Regions from separate parts of the Homo sapiens genome. Here region 1 is linked to region 2. A link is a loop called in an ENCODE intact Hi-C map of the cell type or tissue named here. Cell type or tissue: prostate gland. All regions are shown on one strand. Each heading gives the region's core, and the rest is flanking DNA. Links, peaks and the distances in the headings are about the cores only.

Evidence for each region. Peaks named below come from ENCODE experiments on the same cell type or tissue, not always from the same donor. Only the 100,000 strongest peaks of a DNase experiment are listed, where the experiment ranks them.
Region 1: a loop joins it to region 2, with 4 times the contacts of the local background. A loop is called at or near these places in 4 of 110 quality-filtered maps.

The regions. Positions count from the first base shown.
Region 1 is chr15:92,659,733-92,675,233 of GRCh38, forward strand. No RefSeq gene overlaps it. Among named protein-coding and RNA genes, the nearest start is that of FAM174B, 12 kb to the left of the region's middle. RefSeq lists enhancers at 3,618-3,737, 4,118-4,167, 4,655-5,154. In prostate gland, for the core only: no CTCF peak of the experiment used is centred there; no DNase peak of the experiment used is centred there; H3K27ac peaks cover 465 bases.
Region 2 is chr15:92,521,111-92,536,611 of GRCh38, forward strand. No RefSeq gene overlaps it. Among named protein-coding and RNA genes, the nearest start is that of LINC00930, 43 kb to the right of the region's middle. RefSeq lists an enhancer at 449-1,041. In prostate gland, for the core only: no CTCF peak of the experiment used is centred there; a DNase peak (open chromatin) is centred at 6,231; H3K27ac peaks cover 1,264 bases.

The DNA.
Region 1 (15,501 bases), core at 3,548-11,547, 140 kb after region 2:
CTTAAGCCATCCTTTGGCCTCAGCCCCCCAAAGCACTGGGGTTACAGGCATGAGCCACTGCACCCAGCCAAAAAATATCTTATTGATGTTAATGTGTTATTTTTGTTTTTAAATATTTTAGACTTCAGTTTAATTTATAATGCAGCAAATATCAATATGTTTATTGATATAAAACAAAATAAACAAAAGCTCTTCGAGGTCCTCAATATTTCTTAGCATGGAAAGGATTCCTGAGACCAAAAAGTTATCTAAGAAATGCTGACTTCAGAGAAACAGGCTTAGGGAAACAAAACCAAACCAAACAAGCAAACCAATTAGGATATTTTCTGCTATAAGAAACAGAAAACTCACTTGAACTGACTTAAATAAAAAAGGACATTTCACCCCAATTACTCTGATGTGATTATTACACATGTGATGAGAACATCACATGTACCCCATGAATATACACATGAATATGATGTACCCATAATATTTTGAAATTGTTTACATAAAATGTTTTTTTAAATCACATTGTACCAAAAATAAAAAATAAAAATGAAATATCTTCTTGCACATAAAGGAAGCGCCTGGGAGGAGAGGTTTAGGATTGGTTGATTCAGCCATGTGCATGATGTCAAGGGTCCTGGATCTTTCCATCTCTCCACTGCTGGCCGCAGCACTGACTTCAACCTTAGAAGGGTGGCCGCCTGGTCACAAGATCCACAAGGATGGCTGGAGTGGCAATCAGGGTGGAATGCTTTCTTGCTCACATATAGCAGGTGAGAGAGGAAAATACTTTTTCCAACTATGGAACATAAACCCTCCTCTCAGTCTGATGGGTCCATCTTGAGTTACAGCCAGGGGGCTATCATGCCCTGATTGGACTAGACCTGCCTTGGAACTAGGGTTGGGGCGCCCCCCTAGGAAAATTAAAGAAAAAGAAAAGGTTGTGTTAGGAACAAGGAAGGGGAAGACATAGATACTGAATAGGCTACAACGCCCATTCCAACAAGCAAGAAACAAGGAACTGAGTCTGTCTGGATTTGTAGAATCAAAGCCCAAATCAGACCCAGGAAGGATCTGGTTAGGAAACAGCACTGTCCAGCAGATGTCTCGTGGGCTCCGCCATTACCACTGACTCCTAAAGCCACCAGACAGTAGATGCCACTGCTGTGACCACGGCTCAAAGAGTGAATTTTTATTTATTTATTTATTTATTTATTTATTTATTTTATTTTATTTTATTTTTTTGAGACAAGGTCTCACTCACTCTGTTGTCCAGGCTGGAGTGCAGTGGCGTGATCTCGGATCTCGGCTCACTGCAACCTCTGCCTCCCAGGTTCAAGCGATTCTCCCACCTCAGATCAGCTTCCTGAGTAGCTGGGACTACAGGCACGTGCCACCACTTTTTGTATTTTTTGGTAGAGAGAGGGTTTCACCATGTTGGCCAGACTGGTCTCAAACTCGTGACCTCAAGTGATCTGCCCGCCTGGGCCTCCCAAAGTGCTGGGATTACAAGCGTGAGCCACGGCGCCGGGGCTGGAAGAGTGTCTCCTTAACTTCCTGTGAGTTGCATCACTGGCTTGAAATTAAAGGTCCTAAAACGCAGCACCTGATTGGCTACCCCAGTCACGTGGCACTGTCCGAGAAGGGGAGAGGGCATATCCCACCCTCTTCATCTTCCAAACGGGAAGAGCAGGGGTCCTCCTCCACCAAGGATCACACCACTGAGGAGTCCACCACAATAAGGACATCTGGATGCGGGTAGCCAAAGCCAAAACTAGTAAACGGCCACTTCAAACACAGAGGAAAATTCTTCAGAAATAATTAGATCAAAAAAGGAAGTAGATAGTTTCTTAAAAATAAATACATAAATACAAGACAGGGTCTCGCTGTGTTGCCCAGGCTGGTCTTGAACTCCTGGACTCAAGTGATCCTCCTGTCTTGGCCTCCCAAAGTGCTGGGATTACAGGGATGAGCCACCATGCCCAGCCAAGGTGGGTAGATATTGATGAGAGAGATATAAAGATAGATAGATAGATGTTAGAGATAAACGATAGAGAGGTGATAGATGGGCATATAGGTAGAAGAGAGAAATTTATACATATTTTCTATATACTGTACATACATTCATATATGCACAATAAATACAAGTCATTTAATTCCAGTACACCACTAACTGTGTGATCTTGTTTAAACCTTATGCCTCAGTTTCCTCATCTGTAAAATAGGGCTAATAAGAGAACCTATCTCATGAGAGTATTTCAAGGACCAAATAAGTTAATACTTGGAACATGCTTAGCAAAATATCTAAACAATGGTTAAGTGCTCAGCAAATGTTAATTATTAATAAAATATCAGAGCAATGAAGAAGGATCACTGAAATGGCATTTAACTATAAATCACTTTTCCAGCCTTCAAGGTTCACCAATATCTGAGGGAGGGAGTTTCTGATGCCCTGGCTGGGACACCTCCAGGAGACAACAGCTATGGAGCAAAACCAGATCCCTGAGTTAATAATGCCTAAACCACCTTGGAATTCAGAGCAGGAACACCCTTTGGACACCTCTCACCTATTTGCTGTTTTATACATATGTAGCCCAGAGGAAATAGGTCTCAGTGAAGTAACCTAACTGTTTGGAAGACAGACATTCTCCATTCTCTGTGACTAGCAGCTGACTTAAAACAGAAGGACACAAGAAAATATATTGGAAGAAAATATACCAACATGGTTCGGTTTGGTTTGGTTTGGTTTGAGATGGAGTCTCTCACTGTCGCCCAGGCTGGAGTGCAGTGGCCGATTGTGGCTCATTGCTACCTCCACCTCCCAGGTTCAAGCCATCCTCGTGCCTCAGCCTCCCAGGTAGCTGAGATTACAGGCACGCACCACCACACTTGGCTAATTTTTTGTATTTTTAGTACAGACGGGCTTTCACCATGTTGGCCAGGCTGGTCTTGAATTTCTAGGCTCAAGTGATCCGCCCACTTAGGCCTCCCAAAGTGCTGGGATTACAGGCATGAGCCACAGTGCCCAGCCCCGGAAATATAACAACATGTTAATAGCAATTATCGCTAGATGTGTGATCATGGGGCATTTGTGTTGTCTTTACTGCATCAGACTTTACTGCAACAGACTCTAGGCTCTGTAATAAATATGTACTAATTTGGCAGTTTTCTTACATGCAGTACATATATTAATCTTAACTATTTTATTTCCTAAAATGAATATGACATGACTCACCTTTGTTTTTAACATACCCTCAGGCAAAGGGCTTACAAAGATGACCAGAGATCAAACTCTGGAGCATGCGTAAGGAGAATGTGAGAGGCAGACTCTCAGTTCCCGCTGCACCCCATACTGCTGACACAGTGTAGGGAAAATAATTTTTAAGGGTAGACTGAAGAGGGGTAAGGAAATTCCAGATAACAACGTCCACCATGCATTGAGCTTTGCAGGCATAATCACACATACCTTTCAACCCTATGGGAAATAGGCATTAGCATCTCTATTTTACAGAGGGGGAAACAGAGGCTTGTCAATTTAGGGACCTGAGAGAGGCACATGTGCATGGGCAGTGGAAGAAAGGTCTGGCCTGGTAAGGAAATCCCCTTCAGCCCTTGGAGAGTTATTTCTGTTCCAATTTGGAGAAGCTGCTGACTACACATCTACCTGAGGGGGACCCACAGCAAAGGAGTGGAGGGGAAGTCCAAGACGACTCAGCCAGAAACCCAGCGAGCAACCCCACGGAGTGTTCCAGCCCATCTTTCATTTCTTCCTAGACGTCACTAGCACTCGTCATCTGGAAGGTTTCTTCCCACAGCAACAGATACGTTTTGTGCCCCTGTTACGGGCTGGACACTTTCGGGAAAGGAATAAATATATTGCATGTGGCCTTTAGCCTTAAGCACAGCCATTCTGATTTGCAGACAAGACATGTTGACTGTTGAGCTAATCACTAGTAAATAAAATTTCCAGACCCAAGAGAAAAGGATGAGAAGGAGTAGAGGATCCGTCCTGAGTATATTCCACAATCATTGCTAGAGACGTTCAGATGCAAGAACTCATGTTGGCTGCATGCCCACTGTGTGCCACACTCACCTCACATGTGTCTCATTAGTCCTCACAGCAACCCTCTGTACCCCATCATAGCCTCCCCGGTTGACATGCAAGGAAATGAAGACCTGCGGGGTCCTACAGTGTCTGGGGCCAGACCAGCACCAGGGCACAGACCCCGAGCTCAGTCTTTCCAACTCCTAAGCGAGACTGGGGTTGTCTCCAAAGACAGTGAGGCATTGCTCCATTAGAAATACCCCGTCTCGCTCCACGGTGCTGGGAATATCAGAGAGTACGTTTGGAAAAGTAGAGCTGAGTAGTGGGAGAACCCTCTGCAACCCCAGTGAAACCTCCTGCGTGCAGGCCGCAAGCACTCGTGTAAAACGCAGGCCCCAAATACTAGTAAATGTCATGATCAAATCCACTTCTCAGACAGACTCCTTTACACACAGTTGTTATCATCCACATAATAAAAGGAATTGGATTTCCCTCGTTTGTCTTAAGTCTTTGCACAATTTCCTCCCACCTTTCCTGGGCCTGCTGGGAGGCTCCGCACAACCCCACTGGGTGGAAGGCAGAGTAGGCAGGGGAACCCTGGGCCTGGCAGTTTTGTTACAATACTGTGTCACAACACAGACAGGTGGGGTGGCCAGAGTCAGGCAGAGCGACACAGGGTGTGTCAGGTGGCTCTCTTGTCCCTGCCTGTGCACACACATGATGGAACCCTGGTACAGTAACACAGCATTCAGTTGAGACCGAGGAAAAATAAACGAGGGACAATTCATCCTAACCTAACTCAGGACAGCGGCCAACCCTCTGGTTTTGCCTGGGTCTGAGAGATTTCCAAGGATGCAGGACTGTGTTTTTAAAAGCAGGTTAGTCCCAGACAAACCAGGAAGAGCCGGTCAGCTCAGCTGACCTCTCTACCCTCAGGTAATGCAGCCCCTTGCCTTTATATTCTCCAGTCCTTCCTCAGCCCACTCGCTCACCCCGCCCCTCTGTGTCTCTGAGCAGCCAGGCAAGCTTGAATACTAGCTAATATTTATTGAGCATTTACTTAGCGTCAGGCGCTTTACATCAGGCCTAAGGAGAAAATACGGTTATCACCTCCTGTCACAGATGAAGAAACTGAGGCTGGCAGAATTAGTGTATACAAATAATTCCATAAAACCAGCTTCTGCGCACACTTGAGCTTATAAAAGGTCTCCATACTTTGCCTTCCCAAGTTTGCCAGAGAGAGGGAGACAGAAAAAGAGAGAGAGAGAAAATGAGTGATGAGTGAGAGAGAGAATGAGAATTAAAGGTCTCTCCCTCCATCCTGGAGGGGGACAGGCTGCATCTCAGACATCAGGCCCTCTCAAGGGATCAGAGGATCAAGCCCATCCTCCGCTTGCTCTCTGCACCTCGCCTGTGGAGCTGACACAGCACCAGCTGCAGCTCATTTTACTCCCCGCCAGAAACGAGGGTGTTATCATGTGATATTTTTGCCTCTTTTTATAAATAATTCATCCTTTTTTGCACAAAAGTAAGATAGCCTGAAGCTAGAACATTTAAAAGGAACGTCAGCCCCTTATACATAAACAATAAAGTGCTAGTTTGCCAGAAAGTTTGCGAAAGTCCCGAAGCTAAAATACACCTCGTTCTAGGTCTATTTTTAGCCTGGAAAAGGCTTTCCGATGTCTTTCTCAGTTCACACGTGATAAGGGCTGTGTTATGCTTTCTCTGAAATGGGGCTTTCCCAAATCAGTTACATTTGCACAGGGAAATCTAAAAGATAACTTGCCAAATAAGCATACTTATGAAATCCAAATCCCAAGTACACAAATGCTTTTTTTAACTCCACAAAAATAAATTATAAACAAATTGATAATGGAGTCTACGGTCAACCACGGCTATGAGAAATGGGGCCACAGATTGTTAACGTTTACAGGAGTCTTTTTCCCAAGACTGAGAGGGAGTTTTCCTTTGCAGAAGGATAGCAATTCTGGAGCTGGAAATTACAATCGTAAGAACAATTATGGGAAAAACAATTATGTTTGATGATAAGATTTGGGCCTCCATGTTATTGTGGGCTCCCTTATCCCCTTGATGTCATGCATTAGTTTGGTTTTTTGTTTGTTTGTTTGTATTTGGGACGGAGTCTTGCTCTGTCACCCAGGCTGGAGTGCAGTGGTGTGATCTCGGCTCACTGCAGCCTCCGCCTCCCGGGTTCAAGCGATTCTCCTGCCTCAGCCTCCCAAGTAGCTGGGACTACAGGCACCCGCAACCACGCCCGACTAATTGTTGTATTTTTAGTAAAGACGGGGTTTCACCATGTTGGCCAGGCTAGTCTCAAACTCCTGACCTCAGGTGATCCACTCGCCTCAGCCTCCTGAAGTGCTAGGATTACAGGCATGAGCCACCATGCCCAGCCTCATGCATTAGTGTTTTATGAGAAAGACATTTTATTTCTTTACCTAAAAGGATTTTTTTTAATACTAACATTGCTGTTGTCAAAATATCTTCAGAAGGACACATGACAGACTCATAATGTTGGTTGCCTATGGCAGAGGGTGACCAACCATCCCAGTCTGCTGGGGTTTCAGGAGTCTCCTGGGATGAGGACATTTCAGAGCTAAAACAGAAAGTCCTAGACAAAGCAGGACCAGTTGGTCACCCTACCTAGGCAGGGGAACTCTGGATGGCTGGAACAGGGGCAGGAAAGGGAATAGTAACTGTATCCCTTCATGCATTTGGAATGTTGAACTATGTAAACTTATTGCTGGTTAAAAAAAAATAGGTTAAAAATGTTCTGTCAGTATCATATGAGAGGACTCTTTTTAAATCAGTAGATCACTAAGCGTAGCAAAGAAAAGGTTACTGGACCTATGCAAAATTTATATCAATACATTTAAGGTCTGCTTTATTATTTCATTTGTTTCTGAAATATGTCCTCCAAAAGACTTCACAATTATTCACCAAAAAAACTCAAAAATTTGCAGTTCTTTAATCCTCATTCTCACAACACCAGGCCACTGAGGCTCACACTGTTGTTCCATTTTGAAGATTAGGAAATGGAGACCTAATGAGGTTATCTGACTTGCCCCAGGGTTGGAAATGAGCGTGCCATGCAGCCCGTGTCCCCAGGGCCGCCCTCTCCCGTGCTGGCCTACTTTACAGCTGGCTAGTATCGTCAAACCATGGAAACAGCGAGCTGTTGCCAAAGAGAAATATTTCTATGAAAGTTTCTGAAGTGTCCCCTAGGAGAGCCTGCAGACGTCAGTGACGACATAATATTGCTGACAGAGCCCTCCCCACCAATCGTGCTGCTCAGAGAGTGCCACCCATGGAGCAACTTTTTAGGAGATTCCCACAGGATGGAAAGTCCTGAGGTGCATACGTGGAGGGACCCCACCTTTGAGCTCAGGTGGACCATCTGTCCACAGTTCCTTTCACAGTGCAGTACTTTTCCCATACACATCAAAGTTGCTTTGGATCGAGAGGCGAAGACCAGCAGGGCAGAGCTAAGCAGGCCACAGACATCTTTCCCCAGAAAAGCTGAGGGTGAGAGGCAGGGCGGTTCACCCTCCGGATGGCTGTTTGTAAAGTAAATATTGATTTTGAGCCATCCCCCAACCTGCTCAGGAAAACACACCAGCTGTTGCTTCTGCCTGCAGCTCCAAGTGGCAGTCACTCCCATGTCCAGAAACATCCTCTCCATACCTGTCCCCACTGCAATTCCCACAGCTGGCATCGTCAGCCTCTCCGTGACAGTGGAGTTAGACCTCACGTTTGCAGGAATTTGTGTTTTAATTCCCAGGCAGAGCTCGGGCCTCTGAGGGTTAGGGACACAGAAAAGGTCAGTTTGGGGATGGCCCCGGGTGGATGGCTGTTTCTCCTGTTCCCCACAGTGTGGAGCCCAAACCTTCACCCCTGTGTTGATGCATCCTAGACCCACTTTGGACATTTCCACCTCACAAGTAACGTTGGCAGCCACTTCCCGAGAGGCGCTGCTCTGCGTTCCTGACCATTTTTTTCTCACTCCTCTCCAGCCTCAGGGATACACCCTCCTGTTTGAGACCAGCCCCCACACGTTGGCCCTGAGTTCAACCCTCCTCCACCTCCTCTGAGGCTCTGCTTCACGCATTACCTCTGCTTCCTCCTGTATCTTCACCCTCCAGTAGATATTTCCCATTCTGGTTTCTCACTGAGAAAGAAAAGAAAAGAGAAACCAAGAGGGAGAGAGGGAGAGAGAAAGAGAGAGAGAGGGGAAGAGGAGAGGGGAAGGAAGGAAGGAAGGAAGGAAGGGAGGGAGGGAGGGAGGGAGGGAGGGGGAACGGGAGGGGGAATGGGAGGGAGGGAGGGGGAGCGGGAGGGGAGAGCCTACAACTTTGTGTGTCTCCCTTTTGCCCTCCCTGAACCTCTAAGTGGCATTTGATGATGCCAGGGCTTCCTGCCTTGGAGGTCTCCAGTTTTCTATCTTCCCTCTGACCTCTCTGTCCCCTCTCTCGGGAGCTGGCTCCTCTCCCTTTTAACTCAGTCCCCAGGGCTTCCTGCTGAGTTCTTTTCTCACTCTGGCCCCTCTCCCTGGGTTCTCAGGTACCCAGCATGTCCCACACAAGATTCTTCATCGTTCCCCAAAACCTGCCCTACCTCCAGAGCTCCTACGCTCTGCTGGCCACCACACTGCACTTGGCGGAGGCAGGAACCTAGGGGTCCCCCTACAATCCCCCCATTACTAAGTCCTTCCTCTTCTCTCCAGAAACAGTCCAAATCCAACCACGAGTAAGTTAGTGTAACTTGTTTGTTTATACGTCTCTCAAAACACACACACACACACACACACACGTAATGTCCATCAAATCAGGAGTTGTGTCTGTTTTGTTCATTGGCTATTTCTTCATCAACCAGAAATGTATCTGGCACACAGTAAGTGCTCAATAAATGTTGCTGGACTGAATGGATAAGTACCTACTGCCGTAGTTTATAGCAAGCAACAGGAGTTGAGTGCACGTATTTAAAGTCAGAAGGCAAGAGCTGGAATCTTGGCTTTGCCATTTACTCTCAGTGTAACTTGCACTAAATTAAACCTTAAGTCTCAATTTCCTCACCTGTAATATGGGCATAAAGATAGCAGCTCACTTATCATTAGGATTAAATGAGATAGCACATGTAGAGAACTTAGCATAATAACTGGTACGTATTAAGTCATCAATAAACATTACATATTATGTTTCTTATTGTTGTTCTTTCCTGTCCTCATGTGTCACCTGTATTATAACATCCTTCCAACCGTTCTCCAAGACTCCAGGCTCCTCTCTTCAGGAGAATTCCCACCCTAACATCGTAATCAGAGTGATCTGTCCAAATGCAAAATCAAGCATAATACTCCCTTGCTGAAAACCCTTATGGGGTTTAAACTCTGCCAGTAGAGTCCTAATTCCTTAGTATGGGCCCAGCTTCCCCACCCCCACCTCCCAGCACCCCAAACTCTAAATTCACTAAACTCCTAGCTTCATCTACCCTTACCTCCCAGCACCCCAAACTCTAAATTCACTAAACTCCTAGCTTCATCTACCCTTACCTCCCAGCACCCCAAACTCTAAATTCACTAAACTCCTAGCTTCATCTAACCCTTACCTCCCAGCACCCCAAACTCTTAACTTTACTAAACTCCTTCCATCCGAGCCTTTGCCTAAACTGCTCCCTGGTTCTTCCACCAGGAATGCTCTTCCTTAACCCTCTCCTCTCCATTTTTTGCTTAAAGAACTCCTCCTAATCATTCTACAAACAAGACATAAGCTCCTTTGTGAAGATTTTGCTAATCTCTTCTGCACAATCCCCCACCACCCCATACAAATTCACCCCTGCCCACACACATTCCTCTAGGACAGTTAAGGTGGACCAGCTGTCCCAGTCCAGGCAGGAATGAAGAAGTTGCCCAGAATGTGAGACTTTCAGTGCTAAAACTAGGAGAGTCCGGGGCAAACAAGGGCAACTCTAATAGCACAGATCACATTGTTTTGGAGTTAGCTGTCTTTCTGATAAGATTGGAGGCAGCAGAAAGCTTACTTTGATCATCTTCGTGTCCCCAACACCTATCCTGGTGTCAGGCACTTATATAGCCCATACTCAATAAATAGGTGCTGAACGCATTATTGAGGTAGTGTGGAGGCAGTGGAGGAACTAAAGGCCGTGGTTCGGATCCCATCCCCTCGCTGTATGACCTTAGGCAAGTTATTATTTTCATTTGTATATTTGTTTGTTACTGAATGATTGAAGGCAAATTTCTTGGTCTCGGCCTCTGTTTCCTCATTTGTAAAATGGACATAATACCAATTTCGTAAGAATGTTGTAAAGATTAAATGCATGTAGGGGCTGGGCGCGGTGGCTCACGCCTGTAATCCCAGCACTTTGGGAGGCCGAGGCGGGCAGATCACGAGGTCAGGAGATCGAGACCATCCTGGCTAACACGGTGAAACCCCGTCTCTACTAAAAATACAAAAAATTAGCCGGGCATGGTGGCGGGCGCCTGTAGTCCCAGCTACTCGAGAGGCTGAGGCAGGAGAATGGCGTGAACCCGGGAGGCGGAGCTTGCAGTGAGCCGAGATCGCGCCACCGCACTCCAGCCTGGACAACAGAGGGAGACTCCATCTCAAAAAAAAAAAAAAAAAGCATATGAAGTGCTTAACACAATGCCAGGCATATAACAAGCTTTCAATAAATGTTAGCTGCTATTTATATTCACTTTTTTTAAAGAGTTAGCACAGTGCATTCAATAAGGGTTTGTTCCCTTCTCCCCATTAAACAAATTAATACAGGTGGCCTTAAATGTAATTATACCACAGAGAAGGCTTCCCTTAGGACAGGGATCAGCCACCTTGGTTGCACATTAGAATCCCCTGGAGGACCTTACAAACACTGATGCTCAACTCCAGGCCAATTAATTCAAATCTTTGATGGATCCATGCATCAGCACGTTTAAAGGGCTCCCCTGAGGAGTCTAATAGGCAGCCAGTTGAGAACTTCTGCCTTAGGGCACTGGGTTGTGGCTCTTTACCTCTTAATTGCTGTACTGGGTCTTTCCAAAGTTATCCCTACTCTAGCTATTGTCAACCGCAAGTGTTTAATACCCTCTGTTCCCTTCACTTTGTCTTCAGGGCAGGAACTGGAGAATTCTCAGCTCCCTAACCATTCCTGGCCTGTCCCCAAGTTCCTAACAGCTTTTCACAGCTTGCCTATCCCTTCAGAGCCTTCACAGCTTGATATTCCCCCAGGAAGTTGAAGAAATGAAAAAGAGGTCACTTCATCTGTGTCTTCCTTAAGGGGACAGATGGTTCCATTTTCTAGCCAGTGTTTCTCAAACTGGAGTCCACAGACATGTTCTCAGGGACCCGCCAGTTCTGTATGAGGATTTTTTTTCTTTGCATTTTCAATTTGCTAATAATCTAAAAATATTACTATTGTCATTAACTGGTTGCCCCTTTATAAAAGACTGCAAGATTTGAGTGCCCCTACAAAATTCGGTATTTGAGGGGTTTTCATTTGTTTGCTTTGTGAGACAGGGCTCTCACTGTCACTCAGGCTGAAGTGCGGTGTTATGATCATAGCTCACTGCAGCCTCGAACTCCCAGACTCAAGCCATCCTCCCTCCTCAGCCTCCTGAGTAGCTAGAACTACAGGCGTGAGCCACCACACCTAGCTGATCTTTGAGTTGTGTAAAGGCAATGCACACATACAGATTTCGAATTAGTTCAGATAGAAGGACCAAGCAGGGAACCAAATCCTCCCATGGCACAAAGCAATTGAAGCAAAACAGACTCCAAATGACCAGCAAGTAGTTGTTAGTCTCAAATTAGCTGCAGAAACAGATGCAGTTTGTGCATCCTGTCAAAACGTAAGTGTTTGCAGCAGTTCATTAGCAGTGAGTAGTAAATATACATTTACTAAGATATTTTCTTCTCCCATTCCAAAAAAAATGGGAAGAGAAACCCCAGTTGAGGTAGATTTTAATAAAGCTATAATGCTAATTATATCCTTAAGTGAATGTGAGCCATGTACACATTTATCAAGGGCCATATAGTGCCTGATTGTCCAGCAGTAGCAAATACAGCCTTGACGTTAAATACCATGTGTGCCTCATTCTAATAAGAGACAGTCTTTGCATGGATATTATTAAAGTCAAAATACAGCAATAGATATAAAACTAGACCCAAGGCTGCATCTTTTCATTATTAAGCCAACAATAGGCATTTATTTTTAGTACAGCTCATCATAAGTCCCATCAAAATAATGTCGTTTAGATGTGCCTATGTACTCTCTTCTGCTTTCAATTTGTAAATTTGTTTTTGGTTTTATAGGTGCATAAGAGCTTGAAGCATAAACAGTTTATGCCTAGTTTTATTTTACACCTAATTAAGAGATGGTAAAAAATAACTCTATTGTAGCTGTCAATCCTCAATGATCTTTTCCCTGGTGGTCTGGAACACTCGTGCTGGCTACAGATCAGAATCAGACAGAGATTGTCAGACACACAGGCTGCCAGAGGTTGGAGACTCGGGGCTAGAGGACAGGACACTTCCCCGGGCTCCGGATCTGCTTTGTCACTAAGGGCAGAGGCTATTTGGTGATTTATGGACATGGGTTCTTGGTCCTGTCATTTCACCATCTGCCCTCCCCTCCCGCTCCCACTTCCACCTCCCCTGGGCCTCAGTTTCCTCGATTCCCTGAGGTCTGTAGTCCTATCTGTCCCTAATTTTCAGTGGTTCTGTGATTCTTGCCTTCAGTGCGTTATCAGCTGAAGGTAGAGGATAAAGCACCCGCAGGGCTTGGGGTCAGACCTGGCTGAGAATTCTGACCCAGGCACTGCCCCACCTGGGACATTTAAACTTGATGAGCCTTGGGCTCCTTGCTGTAAAATGGAGAGGATAACGCTGTCGCCACTAGATGCTGCACAGATTAAACGAGATCAGAAATGTCTGGTAGGCACAGCCACTGCTCCCTGCCCGACTGGGCATTCAGTGCATGTTCGATACTGCCTTTAAAGTTCCTGTTTGTCTTCAGGAGGGGTTCCTGGGCCTAACTGAAAAGAAGAATTTGTTTTTGTTGTTTTTAAAGCTCAGCCCATAACCTCCTTTCAACCAAACAAGGTCTTCCTGAAACTTCTCTAGATTTCTGAATGTTTAGCTTCAGGATGCACCAAGGAGATGGGAGAAGCTCCCTGAGGGGCCTAGGCTGAAGCCAGGGGGTGATGGGTCCCAAGGACTGCCCTGAGACAAGCCCCTTTCAGGGACCAGAGGAGAAAGAATCATACTCGCTCCATTCCAGGACAAGTGAAAAGGAGGCATGTGTTTCCTGTGCACTTTTCAGCTAGCTGTAATGAAGCAAGCTCATTTTATATTTGATTTTAACAAAGAGAGAATGACTGATGGCTTCAAACACACACATCTGCCATGCCTGTTTACCCACATGAAATTAATCAGAGGACTTCAGGGCTGATGCTGGAAACATGGGTGAGGAGGGCAGGGTTCGCTTGCCCCCACCCCCACCTAAGGTCAGCTTTGGAGTTCGGGAAAAGCTCTTAGCTCCAACTTTCTCAATGAAGAGAGGCTTCTCACACTGCAGAGAGACAGGGAGGCTCCCGCAGCCCTAAGCCTAGGACCCCCAGAACTCTCTGAGCCCAGGTTCCCAACACCTGGTGGGTAGGTAGGAGGAAGCTTTCCATTCAGCCAAGATTCACAGAACCCCACACTGTGAGCCCTCCTCCCTGGCAGAGGTAGAGTTACCGCTGCCTGGACCCCTGAGGGCACAGGGAACCCAAGGGTTCTGAGACACTGGGTTTCATCGTCCTCACCTCCTCCCAGCTGTGCTACATAAAACATCAGTTGTGTAGGATATTGTGTTCATTTTCTGGGGCTACCATAACAATGTGCTACCGACTGGGTGGCTTTAACTACAGAAACTTATTCCCTCAGTTCTGGAAGCTAAAAGTCTGAGATCAAGGTTTTATAGGGTTGGTTCCTTTGGAGGCCTCGCTCCTTGGTTTGCAGATGGCTGCCTTCTCCAGTGGCTTCCTGTGGTCTTCCCTCTGTGTGTGTCTGTGTGCTGATCACCTTTTCTTATGAGAACGTCACTCATATTGGGTTAGGGCCCACCCTAATGTCCTCATTTTCACTTAATTACCTCTTTAAACACATTATCTCCATATATGGCTACATTCTGAAGTACTGGGAGTTAGGACTTCAACATATGAATTTTGAATAGATACAATTCAGCCTCTAGCAGATACTATAATGGGTTAATCTTATGTGTCAACTTGGCTAGTCTGTAATACCTAGTTGTTTGATCAAACTGCAGTTTAGATATTGCTGTGAAGTTATTTTTTAGATACAAATAACATTTACAATCAGTAGACTTTTTTTTTTTTTTTTTTTTTTTTTTTGAGACAGAGTCTCACTCTTTCGCCCAGGCTGGAGTGCAGTGGTGCAATCTTGGCTCACTGCAACCTCTGCCTCTGGGGTTCAAGCAATTCTCCTGCCTCAGCCTCCCAAGTAGTTGGGACCACAGGCATGAGCCACCATGCCCAGCTAATTTTTTTGTATTTGTAGTAGAGACAGGGTTTCATCATGTCGGCCAGGCTGGTCTCAAACTCCTGACCTCAGGTGATCAGCCCACCTCAGCCTCCCAAAGTGCTGGGATTACATGTGTAAGCCACCGCGCCCAGCCACAATCAGGAGACTCTGAATAAAGCAGATTACTCTTTATGATGTGGGTGGGCCTCACCCAATCAGTTGAATGCCTTAAGAACAAAGACAGAGGCCCCTCAAAGAGCAATTCTGCCTCCAGATTGCAACATAGGAATTATACCTGAGTTTCCAACCTCAAACCAAAGACTATAACATCAACTCTTGCCCAAATTTCCAGCCCGTCTGCCCACCCCACAGATTTCAGTCTGTCAGCCCCAACAATCACGTGAGCCAGTTCCTTAAAACGAACCTCAGTCTCTCTTCCTATCCCTCTCCCACCCTGCCCCTTCATATCGATATTAGTCAAGTTTCTCCAGAGAAATAGAGCCAATTTCATACATATTGGCAGTCAAAGAGACCAACGTATATGACCAACATCAGCAGGTCATAGGATATGACCTTAATTTGGTTAAGACCACCAGGTTGGCCTCCAAAGCCGCTGCACAGGTCAACCTTCCCACCAGCAGCACATGATTCCTTATGTCCCTACACACTCCCAATAACAGGTGGCATAATCCAACTGTCTAATTTTGGCATTCTAACAGGTCTAAGTGTCAGCTCTTTCTTGTTTAACTTGCCGTTCTTGAACAGTATTACTAACGATTTGGAGCATGTGCTCATGGTAGCCTTTTTGGTTTTGTCATGGAGATAAAATTTCTTCTCTACCTTCTTAGTGTTTCTGGCTGGGCCCAAGAATTAAATTGTCATAAGACAGATTAACAGGAGAAAAATACAAATTTT
Region 2 (15,501 bases), core at 2,714-10,713:
AGGTGGTTAATATTAGCAGAAAAATGGTTTGGCAGACTGAACACTGAATGAAGGTCTCCTTGGACACTTGGCATGTCCCTAGGCTAGAGCAGTGATATGGCTTAGCTCTGTGTCCCCACCCAAATCTCATCTGAAATTGCAATCCCCATATGTCAAGGGAGGGACCTGGTGGGAGGTGATTGGATCACGGGGGGCAGTTTCCCCCATGCTGTTATAGTGATAGTGAGTAAGTTCTCACAAGATCTGATGGTTTAAAAGTGTGGCACTTCCCCTCCACCCCTCTTTCTCTCTCCTGCCATCATGTAAGACCTGTCTTGCTTCCCCTTCACCTTTTACCATGATGATTGTAAGTTTCCTGAGGCCTCCCCAGCCACGCAGAACTGTGAGTCAAAACTCTTTTCTTTGTAAATAACCCAGGCTCAGGTAGTTCTTTATAACAGTGTGAACATGGACTAATATAATCAGTGATCTAAGAAGGGGTAGAGGAGAGCAGAGTAATACAAAATGACAAAGGGAAGTCGGGGAGAAGGATTCCCAGACTGTAACCATAATAGGTCTGTTGCCTGATATGCATGGCAAGTAAATACCATGGCAATACCATGGCCAGACACCAGGTTGCAGCAGAGAAAGAGGTTTAACCGCAGGGCCTCCGAATGAGGAGCTGTGAGTAAACCTCCAATCCATCTCCCCGTGGAGTTTGGGGTTAGGATTTTTAAGTGTTTTGGAGTGGCCGGAAGTGTGGAGATAGGTCCACGAACTGTGATTGGTTGAAGAGTACAGGATGAAGTCACGGGACAGGGAGATGAAGAAGCTCTATTCTCATGCTGATTCCACTCCTCTATGGGGTCTTCAAACTAGTTGGTGTCAGCTATTTCACTGGAATTCTGGATCTCAAAACACATCTTAAGCAATTCTTATGCAAAAGCCTTATGAATGTAAGATCAGAAATCCTATTTATCTAAAACAAGTCTTATGATTCTAGTCTCAGAAATCCTGTCTATAGGAACAACAGGGAAGCAAATGGTCAGTATCTAGTTACAAGCAAGTGGGTCAAATTGCAGCCTGATTCGAGCTTAATTATAAATATATTTCTGTCTGGAATTCTTGTTAACCCTATGAGGATAGCTTCAGGATGGTTATTCAATGAGAGCCAGCCTAGTGTAGGGGTTAAGCACATATCTCTGAGTTCAAATCCTGCCTCTGTTACACTATGTGCCCTTGGGTACATTATGTACCCTCTCTTCACCTTGGTTTCCTCATCTGTAAAATGGAAATAATAATACCTGTGTCATAGTATTGTTGTGAAAATTAAATGTGATCATCTATGAAGAGTTTCTAGCGTATACTACATACTCAAATGTTACTTTTTTTTTTTTTTTTTTTGAGATGGAGTCTCCCTCTGTTGCCCAGGCTAGAGTTCAGTGGCGTGATCTCGGCTCACTGCAAGCTCCGCCTCCCGAGTTCATGCCATTCTCCTGCCTCAGCCTCCTGAGTAGCTGGGACTACAGGCGCCTGCCGCCATGCCCGGCTAATTATTTATTTATTTATTTATTTATTTATTTTGTATTTTTTAGTAGAGACGGGGTTTCACCGTGTTAGCCAGGATGGTCTCGATCTCCTGACCTCGTGATCTGCCCGCCTCGGCCTCCCAAAGTGCTGGGATTACAGGCGTGAGCCACCGCGCCTGGCCGAATGTTACATTATTGTTGTTATAATTCCTGTTATCAGACAGGATGCTGTTGGAGTAGGTAGCACAAAATTCAGATAAAGGCATTGATGATCCTGCATTGAGTCCAGAGGTAGGATGTTCCAGGCACAGCTGGTTAAATCACAGCTATTTTTCATCATTCTGTTCTGAATCTCCAGGTCAGCAATTGTTTCCCCACCAGTAGAGCTGGCTTCACAACTCTAGATGTCATGTAGCCTCTAGCAAAGAAAGGGGAGGAGGCATTTCTAGCAAAGGAGACAGGAGGTGGCTGTTGGGGATGGAGTCAGTAGTGCATGATAACTCAGACTGGATTTATGGAGAAAAGAAAGACATATTGTGTGCACACAGACACACATACAGACTCCACTCATGTATGTTTGGCTAACAGGCCATATCTAGATGCATTCCAGACATCATGGAACATAGTAGAAAGGTCACACCAGGGGACCACCCACCTTGTACTGGGGCATTTCAAATGGTCTTATCTCTACCTAGGCCTCTCCATTGGATATCAAAGCCTTTGGCTGGGTTTAAACAGGTTAATAGGCTTTTGAGTAATTAGTGCTTTGAGGAAGCCGTAGGCTTTGATTCGTCAAATGCTGTGGCCTGTTCACTGTAAGCAGAATTTAATCTGTGAGCTACATCATGTGAAAATAAAGCTGCCTAAAACCAAATACATTCAAATTGTGATGATAGTAATGCAAGCAGGCAGGCTTTTCTTGCATGGCTTGTGAAGTGGTTCTGAAGCAGAGGAGTTCCAGAAATCTTTTAAGCAACAGTGGTTTGAAGAAGATGACATCCATTTGGAGAGATGTACTGATATATGAAATCCCCCAGTTTAGGAATAAGACCTAGGTGTAACTCCTGGCTCCCACCTTTGTGTAACCTAGGACATGTTTTTTTCACTTCCCTGAAACTCAGTTTCGTGGTCTTTAAAATGAACACGATAATACCTACTTTGGAGATTTAACAGGAGAGTAAGTTAGGTGAAAAGTTAAACTGCCTGGCCTAGTAGCTGGCACTGGGAAAGTGTTCATGTAGTGGATTCAACAGTGACCCCTGAAAGATATGTCCACTGAGAACCTGTGAATATGACCTTATTTGGAAAAAGGGTCTTTGCAGATGTAATTAAGTTGAGGATCTTGAGATGAGATTATCCTGGGTTGTCCCGATGGACCCTAAATTCAATGACAAGTGTTCTTTTAAGAGAAAGGCAAGGAAAGATGCATAAAGAAATGTTGACCTGTTTTTTCTCTACTAGTGTGGATAATTTGTTATTCTTTGAGCTCATCTGTGTTTTCCAATTTTCTACAATAAACTTGGTTTACTCGTGGAAAACACACACACACAAAAGAGGAGGCCATGTGACCCCAGAGGCAGTGAACGTTATATCCCTACTGTCTCCAGCAATAAGCACAGCACACGTTAGGCATTCATTTATTTCTTTTGTTTTTTTCTTTGTTTTGGTTTTTTAGTTGATTGGCAAAGCCAGTAACTGGTTCCAAGAACGAGTTAATATGATACTGCATGAGTCAGGACAGGCTTCCAAGCCACCTCCGTGTTTCAGTGACTTAAAATAACAAAGGACTATTTCTCACTAATGCTACCTGCCCAAGCAGGGTTGGGGATGAGGAGAGTTGGCTCCACGTCATCCTCACTCTGAGACCCAAAGGACAGGGGCTATACCTTCCCATTATTTTGGCTTCTCCCATAAGCCTGTTGGGTATGCAGAAAAGTGGGGGCTAAGGGACCCAGCATCAGCATTTAATGCTATGCCTGTCAAGTTACTTCTGCTGCATACAATGACCGGAACCACTGACATGGGAAATTCCAAGGCTCGATGAACCAGAATTAGAGGAGAGCTAGATATTGGGGAATATTAGAAATTCTACCACAGATATGGGTGCAATGGTCTCTTTGTGTCCACATTACAAACATCACAGAGAATCCAGTATGAATTGAAGAAGAATGAAATGATCACAGGCCTGGGAGCCTTCTATCTGGTTGTTACAACCTAAATGTTGGTCCTGACCCATCCAACTCCACAATGTGGCTGCTATGGATTATAAGAAAGCACTATACATTATTGTCATTTTGTTTTTCTTTTTCTAGACAACCACTCCCCCCAACCACCAAGATTCATGGGAATTCAGGCCCCAAGAGCCCATTAACCTTAGAGGCTCCACAGGGTCCAGTCTAAAGAGCCCAGATCAATGAGATCAAGCAAACAGTTTCTCAGAAGTCTATAACAAAAAGCAGACAGCTGGCAGCCAGCGTGAGACACCAAGATTTGTCTTTGTGGACGGCTGGCAGGGGCCTGGGGGAGATGTCATTTTTTAACAGGCCTCAGAATAAAATGGATTTTTTACCTGCTGAAGGAGCTACCAGTTAGCAGACATTGCTCTTCCAGGAAAACAAATACACAGCTGGGATACTCATTTTTCTTCCATTATTAAATATTGTTGGCTTGGTTTTAAAAGATTTCAAATACGGCGGCTCTTTAAAATTCCCTGCCTGCCTCCCTTTCTTCCTCCCCTTCTTGTCTCCCTGCCCTTTGATGGAGTTTCAGCGCCCACATGCATGGCAACAACCGCTATTTCATCTTAAATTTCTATAGCAGAAAATGTAGGTCACTGATCTTAGAAGTGGCCTAGTTTCCTGGCTCTAAATAGAAATCTTTCCCCAGGTTGCGGCTTTTTTCTAGGTTAATGTCTAATAAAAGTATAACCTACTTAGCCAGGCCAAACAAACTGAGTTCTGACCTCCCGTCCACCCAGCTGCTGAATGGTTTTGCAGCTTTAGGATCGTCCAAGGCCACAGCTATCCTCAAAAAGCAGCTTGAGGGCCAGAACATGCCTCTGAGGTCACAGGTGGCAGAGCCTAAGAAGGAGAATGTGGCAGCTCTCACTCCACCTGGCAAAGCAAAGGTCCCGGGGGAACTAAGATGTGTTAGTTGCTCACCCACGCTGAGCACTTCTGTACATCTTCACATTTCATTTTGTCCGGGTTAGCTCAAGGTCGTTCTCCTTCCCCCTGCCTTTCCTTCCTCCCTTCCTTCCCCCTTCTTTCCTCCCTTTCCTTCCTTCCTTCCTTGCCTTTCTTATTTCCTTCCTTCCTTTTCTTTCTTCCTCCCTCTCTTCCTCCCTCCCTTTCCTCCTGCCCTTCCTTCCTTTTTCCCTCCATCCCTCCTTCCTTCCTTCTTCCCCTTCCTTCCTTTCTTCTTTCTTTCCTTCTTTTCTTTCTTCCTTCTTTTCTTTCTTTCTTCCTTTCTTTCTTCATTCTTTCCTTCCTTCCTCCCATCCTTCCTCCCTTCCTTCCTTCCTTTCTTTCTTTCTTCCTTTCTTTCTTCATTCTTTCCTTCCTTCCTCCCTTCATTCCTTCCTTTCTCTTTCTCTCTTTCTTCTTTCTTCTATTTTTAATGCACAAGTAAACCAAGTTTATTGTAGAAAATTGGAAAACACAGATGAGCTCAAAGAATAACAAATTATCCACACTACTAGAGAAAAAACAGGTCAACATTTCTTTATGCATCTTTCCAGGTATTTGGCTATATGTATATACTGACAATGACTTATGTTGAACAAAGTTTGGATCATAATAGTCTGTGGTCTAGTTTGCTCCCTTAACCTATACTGTCACGCTTTTTTCTGGTCAATTTATGTATATGTGTGTGCATATGTAACCTTGAGAATTTTTTTTAAGAATTTTTAATTTAATTTTTTTCTTCAACTTTTATTTTAAATTCCTGGGTACATGTGTAGGATATGCAAGTTTGTTACGTAGGTAAACATGTGCTATTGTGGTTTGCTGCACAGATCAACCCATCATCTAGGTATTAAGCCCAGCATGCATTAGCTATTCTTCCTGATGCTCTAACTTCTGCCAACCCCACCCCCAACAGGCCACAGTGTGTGTTGTTCCCCCCGCCATGCACTCATGTGTTCTCATCGTTCAGCTCCACTTATAAGTGAGAACATGTGGTATTTGGTTTTCTGTTCCTGTGTTAGTTTGCTGAGGATGACAGCTTCCAGCTCCATCCTTGTCCCTGAAAAGGACATGATCTTGTTCTTTTTTATGGCTGCATAGTATTCCATGGTATATATGTGCCACATTTTCTTTATCCAGTCTATCGCTGATGGGCATTTGGTTTGATTCTATATCTTTGCTACTATGAATACCACTGCAAAGATATGCATGCATTTATCTTTGTAATAGAATGATTTATATTCCTTTGGATATGTAGCCAGTAATGGGATTGCTGGGTCAAATGGTACTTCTGCTTCTAGATCTTTGAGGAATTGCCACACTGTCTTCCACAATGGTTGGACTGATTTACATTACCTTGGGATGTTTTTCTAAAATAACAAAATTATATAAAATAAATTGTAACCTGAAAGAGATAGCTCATCATTTTTTAAAGATTGTTTCATTTAGGGTTTTATAAAACAGCCAGGCAGGCAGCTAGTGGAACTTAGCCTGGGTGAGTGCCAGGTACATGGTGTTTTTTATAGTAAACATGAGGTCAGCCTCCTCAGCAGGGAGCACTGCAGGAGAAACTGGCTCTCCTGCTGTTTCCAGTACCAGCTGGAGGTGGTGTGAGGGCATCTGGTGAACTTGTGTCCTTGCCTCTCCCCACTCTTCCACCCACCTGAAGTCCCTCTGTGACTCTGCAGCCTTGCTGGATGGACGATCACTTTTCTGCAGCCCCCTTAACATGGAAACCAAAGCCCATGCGTGGGTCACATGTTCCAAAAGTTCCAGCCCACTAGTGCCTGGTCTCTGTGTGCACACCCAGCCACTGCTGCTCCCTTCTCTGCACTTCAGACGGAGGCCCGTTTCTTATCCAGCAACTCCAGACCAAACAAGAAGACTCCATTGCTTCCCACTCCTTCACCTCTGAAGTCCTAACCCCTAGCAAGTTTTTCCTTCCTCGGGTAGGCGCCCTTAGTCACAGGGAGCCGTGACAAATTTGCTTATAAGTTACTCCTTTGTCATAACCATTCTTTATATTAGACTTTCTCTCTTTGATCTGCTGTGTAGTTTCTGTCTCCTGATTGGACCTGGACTGCCACAGTCAGGCTCCTGACTCAGCTCTCTAACATTAGAGTTGCATGTGGCAAGCCACACGGCCCAAATTGGGCCCATTTATACCAAATGGTGGTGGACCCAGACTTCATCTGCCCCAGCAAAATCTTACCTCCCACTCACAGTGCTCTGAAGGACACCCTGTAGGCCCCTCCTGGGCCAGCTCCTGGGTCACTGTGCAGCCCAGGGCCCCTCCTCCTGCACTTGCTCTCCAACTGCAGACTCAGCCTACCACAAAAACAGGTTCCTTGGCCCCTGACCTTTACATCTTGCTCAAAAGTGCTCATACTGGCTGGGCGCAGTGGCTCACACCTATAATCCCAGCACTTTAGGAGGCCAAGGCAGGCAGATCACTTGAGGTTAGGAGTTTGAGACCAGCCTGGCCAACATAGCAAAACCCCATCTCTATTAAAAATACGAAAAATGAGGCTGCGGCAGGAGAATCACTTGAACCTGGGAGGTGGAGGTTGCAGTGAGCCGAGATCACGCCACTGCACTCCAGCCTGGGCAACAGAGCAAGACCCCTTAAAAAAAAAAAAGGACTCACACCATCATCTCACCTCCTTCCATGACTTCTTGAACTTTAGTGGCTCAGCCCTAGTCATCACTCCCGAAACAGCCTCCTGGATATCTCTGAATTTGACCCAAACTACAGCTGTGCAAGGAAAAGCAGGAGCTCTTCTCCTCCATTTAACATATGAGGAAACTGAGGTTCCAAGTTTCAATGCTGATTCACATGGAGAACAAATGGCATTTCCCAGAAGTGAATCTTCTGATGTCTAGCCCAGGGTACTGCTAACACATCACTGAATTTCTCTCTCTTATTGGGTGAGAAAAGCTTGTTTCTACACAGCTATAGGTGATCTAAAGTCACCTGGAGGGTTTGAACCTCAGTCTAAACAGGGCCTCCACATTTGGCTGCACAGGTTAAGCCCTGTTCAGCTGAGAGCTTCTGTAGGAGCTGAAATTCAGCCTGTGCCCTTCATGGTAAGCCACACACTGAACATAGGGCTGAATCAGCCCAGGGAAATGCATCATCTTGGCACTTGACCACCCATAAGAGGCATTTTTATGAAGTTTCCACAACCACATGGAACTATACTAGCAGCTGAGGTAGCCCAGGTTCAACGCCATTTGAGGGTATCCCTAGCTTTGGCTTTGGGCAGTGTAGACTCAACATTCTATGGGACTCCTGGGCAAGGTACCTGATGGGTGGGTGGCAAAACAGAGGGAAAAGAAGAGAAGTCCTTGCTATCAACCTAAGTCATTTGTTCCTACAAACATCCCTGATTCATGCTACATTCTGTCTGTCTCTCAGACATCTGTCCTTCCAAGTGCTCATGGATACACCCCTCTTGCTGGTATCTAATGCTGTTGGCCCTGCAACTTTCTGTACTCCTTTCAAGCCAAGTTTGGGAGCACTGGAATCCCTCTGGTCCTCCCTGTGCCAGTGGAGCATGGACATCTCCCTAAAGCTGCATATCTTCATGGGCTCTGTGCAACCATTCCCCCTCCAACCTCTCTGGCTGTTATAGTTTGGACTTGTGTCCTCACCCAAATCTCATGTTGAATTTTAATCCCCAATGTTGGAGGTGGGACGTGATGGGAGGTGATTAGATCACAGGGATGGTTTCTTATGAATGGGTGATATGGTTTGGCTGTGTCCCCAACCAAATCTCATCTTGAATTTCCATGTGTTGTGGGAGGGACCAGTGGGAGGTAATTGAATCATGGGGGTGGATCTTTCCCATGCTGTTCTCATGACAGTGAATAAGTCTCACGAGATCTGATGGTTTTAAAAAGAGGAGTTCCCCTACACAAACTCTCTCTCTCTCTTTGCATGCTGCCATCCATGTAAGAAGTGACTTGCTCCTCCTTGCCTTCTGTCATGATTGTTAGACCTCCCCAGCCACATGGAACTGTAAGTCCATTAAACCTCTCTTTCTTTTGTAAATTGCCCAGTATGTCTTTATCAGCAGAGTGAAAATGAACTAATACATTAAGTTAGTACCAGTAAAGAGTGGCATTGAAGAAAAGATACCCGAAAATGTGTAAGTGACTTTGGAACTGAGTAACAGGCAGAAGTTTGGAACACTTTGGAAGGCTCAGAAGAAGAAAGGAAAACGTGGGAAAATTTGGAGCTTCCTAGAGACTTGTTGGATGGCTTTGACAAAAATGCTGATAGTGATATGGACAATAAGGTCCAGGCTGTGGTGGTCTCAGATGGAAATAAGGAACTTGTTGGGAGCTAAAGCAAAGGTGACTTCTGTTATGTTTTAGCGAAGAGACTGGTGGCATTTTGCCCCTGCCCTAGAGATTTGTGAAACTTTGAACTTGAGAAAAATGATTTAGGGTGTCTGGCCAAAGAAATTTCTAAGCAGGTGCTTCCATGCTTCTTGTACAGCCCATGGAACAATGAGCCAATTAAACCTCTTTTCTTTATACATCACCCAGTCTCAGGTTATTTCTTTATAGCAATGCGAGAACTGGCTAACATACTGCTTCCTCAGCAGGAAGAAGGGCACAGGAGCAGGATCCCTAGACAATCTGGATTTCCCTTCATCTCTCCTTCCTTCCCTGAGCCCAACCACATATTCTCTAGACTAGGTAGGATAAGCCTTACTCTTTCTTATCTTCCTCCAAAACGCTTTGTTCACTAGCAGGCTTTCACTATGGGCTTCAGCTTTGGGAGGCTAAAATCCAGGGAGTTCCTCTTTATCTGGCTTTAAACCCTGTCCACACCCCTGGGGCAAAAGACCCAGAAAGGTCTGGCCACCTCAGTGGTGGAAAGAGTTAAGAAGAGATACAAGGAGGGTAAAAAACATAAAGCTTGGGAGTTCAGAAATATTATCACACTGCACAGTTTTACTGAAGTAACCATACCACAGAACGGAAAGTCTGTCTCTCCTGATGTGGTAGCAGCACAACCTGAAGGCTCTTGCCTCCAGTGCCTCCAGTGACAATCAAGTACTGACCATCCCCACATCATGACTGAGTTGCTGGTTATCATGGTCAGTTCAAAACCTCATTCGGAATGATGTGAAGAGTACTGGTCAGTCTGTGTGAAGTGAGCAGATTAAGATATCCCCCTGTTATCTGAGACCTTCTGAAAAGCCCTTCATATAGTCAATAAATTTTTCCTAAGCCTCAGAAATGAGATGACTCCATGCTCAAAGAGAGACTAAGGAATTGTTTGAGAATCCAAGCAGAAACACCAGGACAATGTGTTGGGAACTCAGACACGGAGCCAAAGAAGAGACTGAAAACTTTGCTGCTTGGAAGTCCTGTAAAAGTCCTGTATCCTTTTCCCAGTCACATCCCCAGTTTACCTGCTGTGCCCACCACCACCAGAAAGAAGAAAACTAAGTCTAGCTGATACCACATCTAATGGAAGCATCAACCAGGTTGCCCTAAAATCGCTCCCTGAACGACAAAAATCAAATGTTGTGGGATGATGGAGGTTTCAGAGATAGCTCCAAATGCAAAACTTCCCAGTGGAAAGTGCTCTGGACAGGTCAAAGGCAAATTCACTACCATAAAGTCCAGGAGACCCCAAATCTCTGAGGCTAACACTGAAGGTACTCCATGAAAAACTCTCCCCACAGTGCCTGCACCAGGGAAACATCAGCCTCACCTCTCTGCTCCCCTGTCCTGCCAAACTTCAGTCTCTGCTCCCAAGAAAACTCCCAGCACCCCGATCAGGGAAGAGTGGAACACTTGTGCCTACTCTTCTGAAGGGACTGAAGTGAAACCCAGCTGGGTCATGCCAACCCTTTAAGGATTCAGAAATAGCAACTCTTAGCAGTAGTCCAGCCTGTCCAGTCTGTAGCAGTGATTCTAACACACATCCTCCATTCTCACTGGCAGACAAGCCTTAGAGGATCAGAGGGACTGGGGAGTGTGCACTCTAACTTCTCCTGCACCATGTTGACCTCTGGCCACAAGTTAACTCAGGAGGAGACAAAGGACGCAGGCTGATCAGTCTGCAGAAATCCAAAGGACACTATTCAGAATCTTCAGAGTTTAGAATCCTTTACCACCAAACACCAACAGAGGAAAGAAGCTTCAGAAATGCTTAGACCCACTCGCCTTCCCTAATCTCTTGCTGAGCCTAGCGGTTTCCACCAGGAATTACAGGACATATTGCTTTGCGTGGTACGAGGGAGTTGTTTCAACAGGACTTTTCTTTTTAGGAATTTCAGGGCTGACATTCTAGCCAGTAGATTTAACATCAGCTTCACCCGCTATTAAGTCAGTTTCTTTAACCTGTTCTGAGCGATTGATTTCTTCACCTAAAAAGAGAATGGCCACATGGTAGCAGAAACTCATTTTCCACTTGTTTTGGCCCCAGTTTTGGCCCATATTACTAAAGTAGAGCCCAGACTCTGCATGCATTTTGCTGTGTCCACCCACAGCTTTCCAGAAGGCTCTCACTTCACCAAACATATGTCTACTTCTGGTTTGAAAGCAGGGGTGCCTCTTGGAGCTGCTGCAGAAGCCTCACAAGCTCCTCAGCTTGGCCTCCAAAGGACTCCAGGAAATACGTCCCATGCTTTGTGCAGTATTTGCGGTCATCCTTAGTGGGGAAACAAGATGTGGAGCTGTGGAGGAGTTATTAGTGTTTCTCGAGCTTGAATAATATATGTGTCCCCTTTGAAATGCATTTTTTTTCTTTTGGACTCCCCTAGTGTTGACCTATTTTTATTATTGTGTTAGTTGCAATCAAAAACTCAACACTGGCTTGAAAAAAAGAGGGGCAGGATATTCGGGTTCAAACAAATGAGCACCCCTGGGATGTATTAGCTATCAGGACGGTGCAGATAAGTTTTTAGCTCCCTTTTCTGTGACTCAGCACCGTGCTCCCCTTTCCAGCTTGTCCTGTCCCTGCCACACAATGGCTGCTAGGAGCACTAGGGGGCTCTGGGCTTGTTTTTGCTCATATCCATGAGGCAGAACCCTGTTGCCTACCCCTAAACCAGTCACTGAGGGCTGAGCAATGTCTGGAGGTGATCATCTTAGGCCAACACTTACATAACCAATCACTATGGCAAGGAGGAGCAGGGTCCCCCTGCTTGGTCTAGGCATCTAAGCCAATCATAGCCTATCCCTGCAGCTGGAGGTGTGCCATGCCCACCCAACCAAGCAGCTGCTACAGAGTTGGATGGAGAAATATGGATGTTGGAGGACCAACCACCTGTCTATGTAATCACCATGTACTGGACTTTGGTGAGTCTGCACACAGGTGCATTCTTCAGCCTGTCTCTGCTCTGTTCTGTATCACCAGGGTGTTGTGTATGTGTGAATGTGTGTGCATGCACACATGTGTGCAGCAGAGAGGGTCTGATCCCTGCAGGCTGCATTTCCCAGTCTTCACATCGGCTGGCTTCTGCTGGATTAAGCCAATGGAGGCATTATTAAAGAAGTGGAGAGCAGGGGGATGGGAGAAGCTGGAGTATTTCTCCCCATCTCTGCCAGCCTCAGGCAGTTCCTCTGGAGACAGCTACATCTCCTGCAAGGCTCTAGCTCTCCCAGACAGGCCCTTCATTATGACCCCAGCTTCCGGGCTTTGTGTTTGTCCCTCCAGCCTAGGGGTGAGGTGGCTTCCTCCTATTGGCAGTCTCCTGAGTGTCTCGCCATCAGCAATCTCACCACCTGTGTAACCACTTCCTAGTGTTGAATTGCCTTTTTTTTTCCTAAATATTTAGAATGGTTTCTGTTTTTCTGGTGGAACTCTGTTACACTCCTAAATATTACAAACATCAAACCAGGTATAAACTCTGCATGCAAAGGACTCTTACAGAAGCGCAATAAAATTCAAAATAACATTAACTCAACATGATGGACCATACAGACTGCATTATTTGGCTGAAACCAAATTCCCTCTTGAAATGTGCATGAGTCTGTCTATTATAGTGCAGGTTCTTTCTGAGCTCAGCAGGCTTATGCCACCAATGTTATACAACATGACTTGTTCCTTCCACTACTTTTCTCTAGTGAATTTCTGTAAAACTTTTATTCATAGACTATCAACATTGATTGCTGGCTTTCACATGCGAAAAAACATTGTAAAGATGAGCTCTCAAAACTCATAGCCCAACGTAGTTACAAGGTCATCATCCAGATGTTCCAAAATTTGTATCTATAATATTTTACTATTAAACTAAAAACATGACATTTAAAAATGCTCAGTGAGAGAAACATGGATATGGTTTTCACACAGACAGCCATAAGTGGAGAAGATCCCTGGGCCAAATTTCACAGCTCCTGAATTAACATTATTGTGTGCAGACTATGTGCCAGGGACACCCTAATTAATCCTAACGACAATCCTTCAAGGCAGGTATTATAATTTTCATTTTACAGATGAGGAAGCAAGCTCAAAGAAATTAAGTGACTTGCCTAAAGTCTCTAGAAGGAGGCAGAGGCTCACATTCTCAAATCCGTATTATGCCTCTTCATTCACCTCATTTCCTCTTCTTTCCTATGGAGGAAGTTAAGTTGCAAAATCGATTCATTCATTCCATATTTATTCACACTCACTGATATGGTTTGGCTGTGTGCCCACCCAAATCTCATCTTGAATTGTAGTTCCCATAATCCCCACGTCACGGGAGGGACCCCGTGGAAGGTAATTGAATCATGGGGGTGGTTACCCCCATGCTGTTCTCATGAGTGGGTCAGTTCTCATGGGATCTGATGGTTTTATAAGGGCTCCCCCCTCACTCTCCACTTCTCTCTCCTGCTGCCTTGTGAAGAAGGACATGTTTGCTTCCCCTTCCGCCATGATTGTAAGTTTCCTGAGACTTCACCAGCCATGCAGAACTGTGAGTCAATTAAACCTGTTTCCTTCATAAATTACCCAGTCTCAGGTGTTTCTTCATAGGAGTGTGAGAACAGACTAATACACCCACCATGTATCAGGCACTGTTCTAAGCACTAGATAAAACAGTAAGCAAAACAGACAAAAACCTGCCCAGTAAGGTTTACATTCTAGTGAAGCAATTGGAAAATAAACAACACTGATAAGTAAAACATGTGGTACACAGATACTGCCAAGGGTCAGGGAAGCTTGGAATGGGTAGGATGTTGTTGAGGAAGGGCTGGGATTTTAGATAGGGTAGTCAGGGAAGGCTTTTGAGCAAAGACCTGAAGGAAGTGAAGGAACAAGACATACAGACAGCTGGGAGCAGAATGTTTTGGGCAAAGGAGACAGCCAGTGCAAAGGGGAACATGCCTGGAGACCAATGTGGCTGGTGCAGAGAAAACTATGGGGTGCAGCAAGAGACAAATGTATTAGTCTGTTCTCACACTGTTGATAAAGATATACCTGAGACTGGGCAATTTACAAAAGAAAGAGGTTTATCGGACTTACAGTTCCACATGGCTGGGGAGGCTTCACAAATCATGGCAGAAGACAAGGAGGAGCAAGTCACATCTTACATGGATGACAGCAGGCAAGGAGAGAGCTTGTGCAGAGAGACTCCCACTTTTTAAAATCATCAGATCTCATGAGACTTATTCACTATCATGAGAACAGCATGGGAAAGACCCACCACCATGATTCAATCATCTCCCACTGGGTCCCTCCCACAGTACGTGGGAATTATGGGAGTTACTAGATGAGATTTGGGTAGGGACATAGAGCCAAACCGTATCAACAAGTCAGCGGGAGTGGAAAGTCAGACACACAGGGCCTGAAGGTCATGAAAGGACTCTGGCTTTCACTCCAAGCAAGACTCAATGCCACTGGAAGGTTCTGAGCAGGATCACTCTGGCTATGTGGACAAGAGATTGTAAGAGCCAAGGATGGAAGCTGGAAGACCAGTTAGAAGGCCCTTGCAGTAAATCCAGGTAGGAGGGGATAGTGTGAAAGGAAAATATCTTGGGCCCCCAAAATCACTAAGCTAAAGGGAAAATTCAAGCTGGGAACTGCTTAGGGAAAACCTGCCTCCATTCTATTCAAAGTCATCCCTTTGCCCACTGAGATAAATGTGTATCTGATTGCCTTCTTTGGAAAAGCTAATCAGAAACTCTCCTTTGCCCAAATTTTCTCTCACCTACCTGTGACCTGGAAGTCCCCCCCGCCCCACTTCGAGTTGTCTTGCTTTTACTTTCAGTTGTTCCACCTTTCCAGACCAAACCAATGTTCACTTTACATATGTTGATTGATGCCTCATATCTCCCTAAAATGTATAAAACCAAGCTGTGCTCTGACCACCTTGGACACATGTCATCAGGACCTCCTGAGGCTGCGTCATGGGTGTGCATTCTCAACTTTGGCAAAATAAACTTTCTAAATTAACTGAGACCCACCTGAAATTTTCAGGGTTCACAATAGTAATAGGACCAGGTGGTAAATGGTAGCAAGTAATTGAATCCTGCATATATTCAGGGTTTGCAATAGGGCCAGGCGCGCCTTACCCCTCACCCTTTCTGGCCAATCTATTTACAAGGACCCAATTCTATCAATCCAGAGAGCCACAAAAGGACCCCAGCATCCACACAGTCCAGAGTAGCCCTGCCCCACAGAATTTTCTGCAATGACGGAAATGCTCTGCACTCTCAAATATGGTAGCCACAGGCCACATCTGGCAACTGAGTGCTTGAGATGTGGCCAGTATGAGGGATCGGATTTTTCATTTGACTTTTTAATTAACTTAAATTTTACTAAACTGTTTGGACAGTGCAGCTCTAGAGAGCCAGTCTGA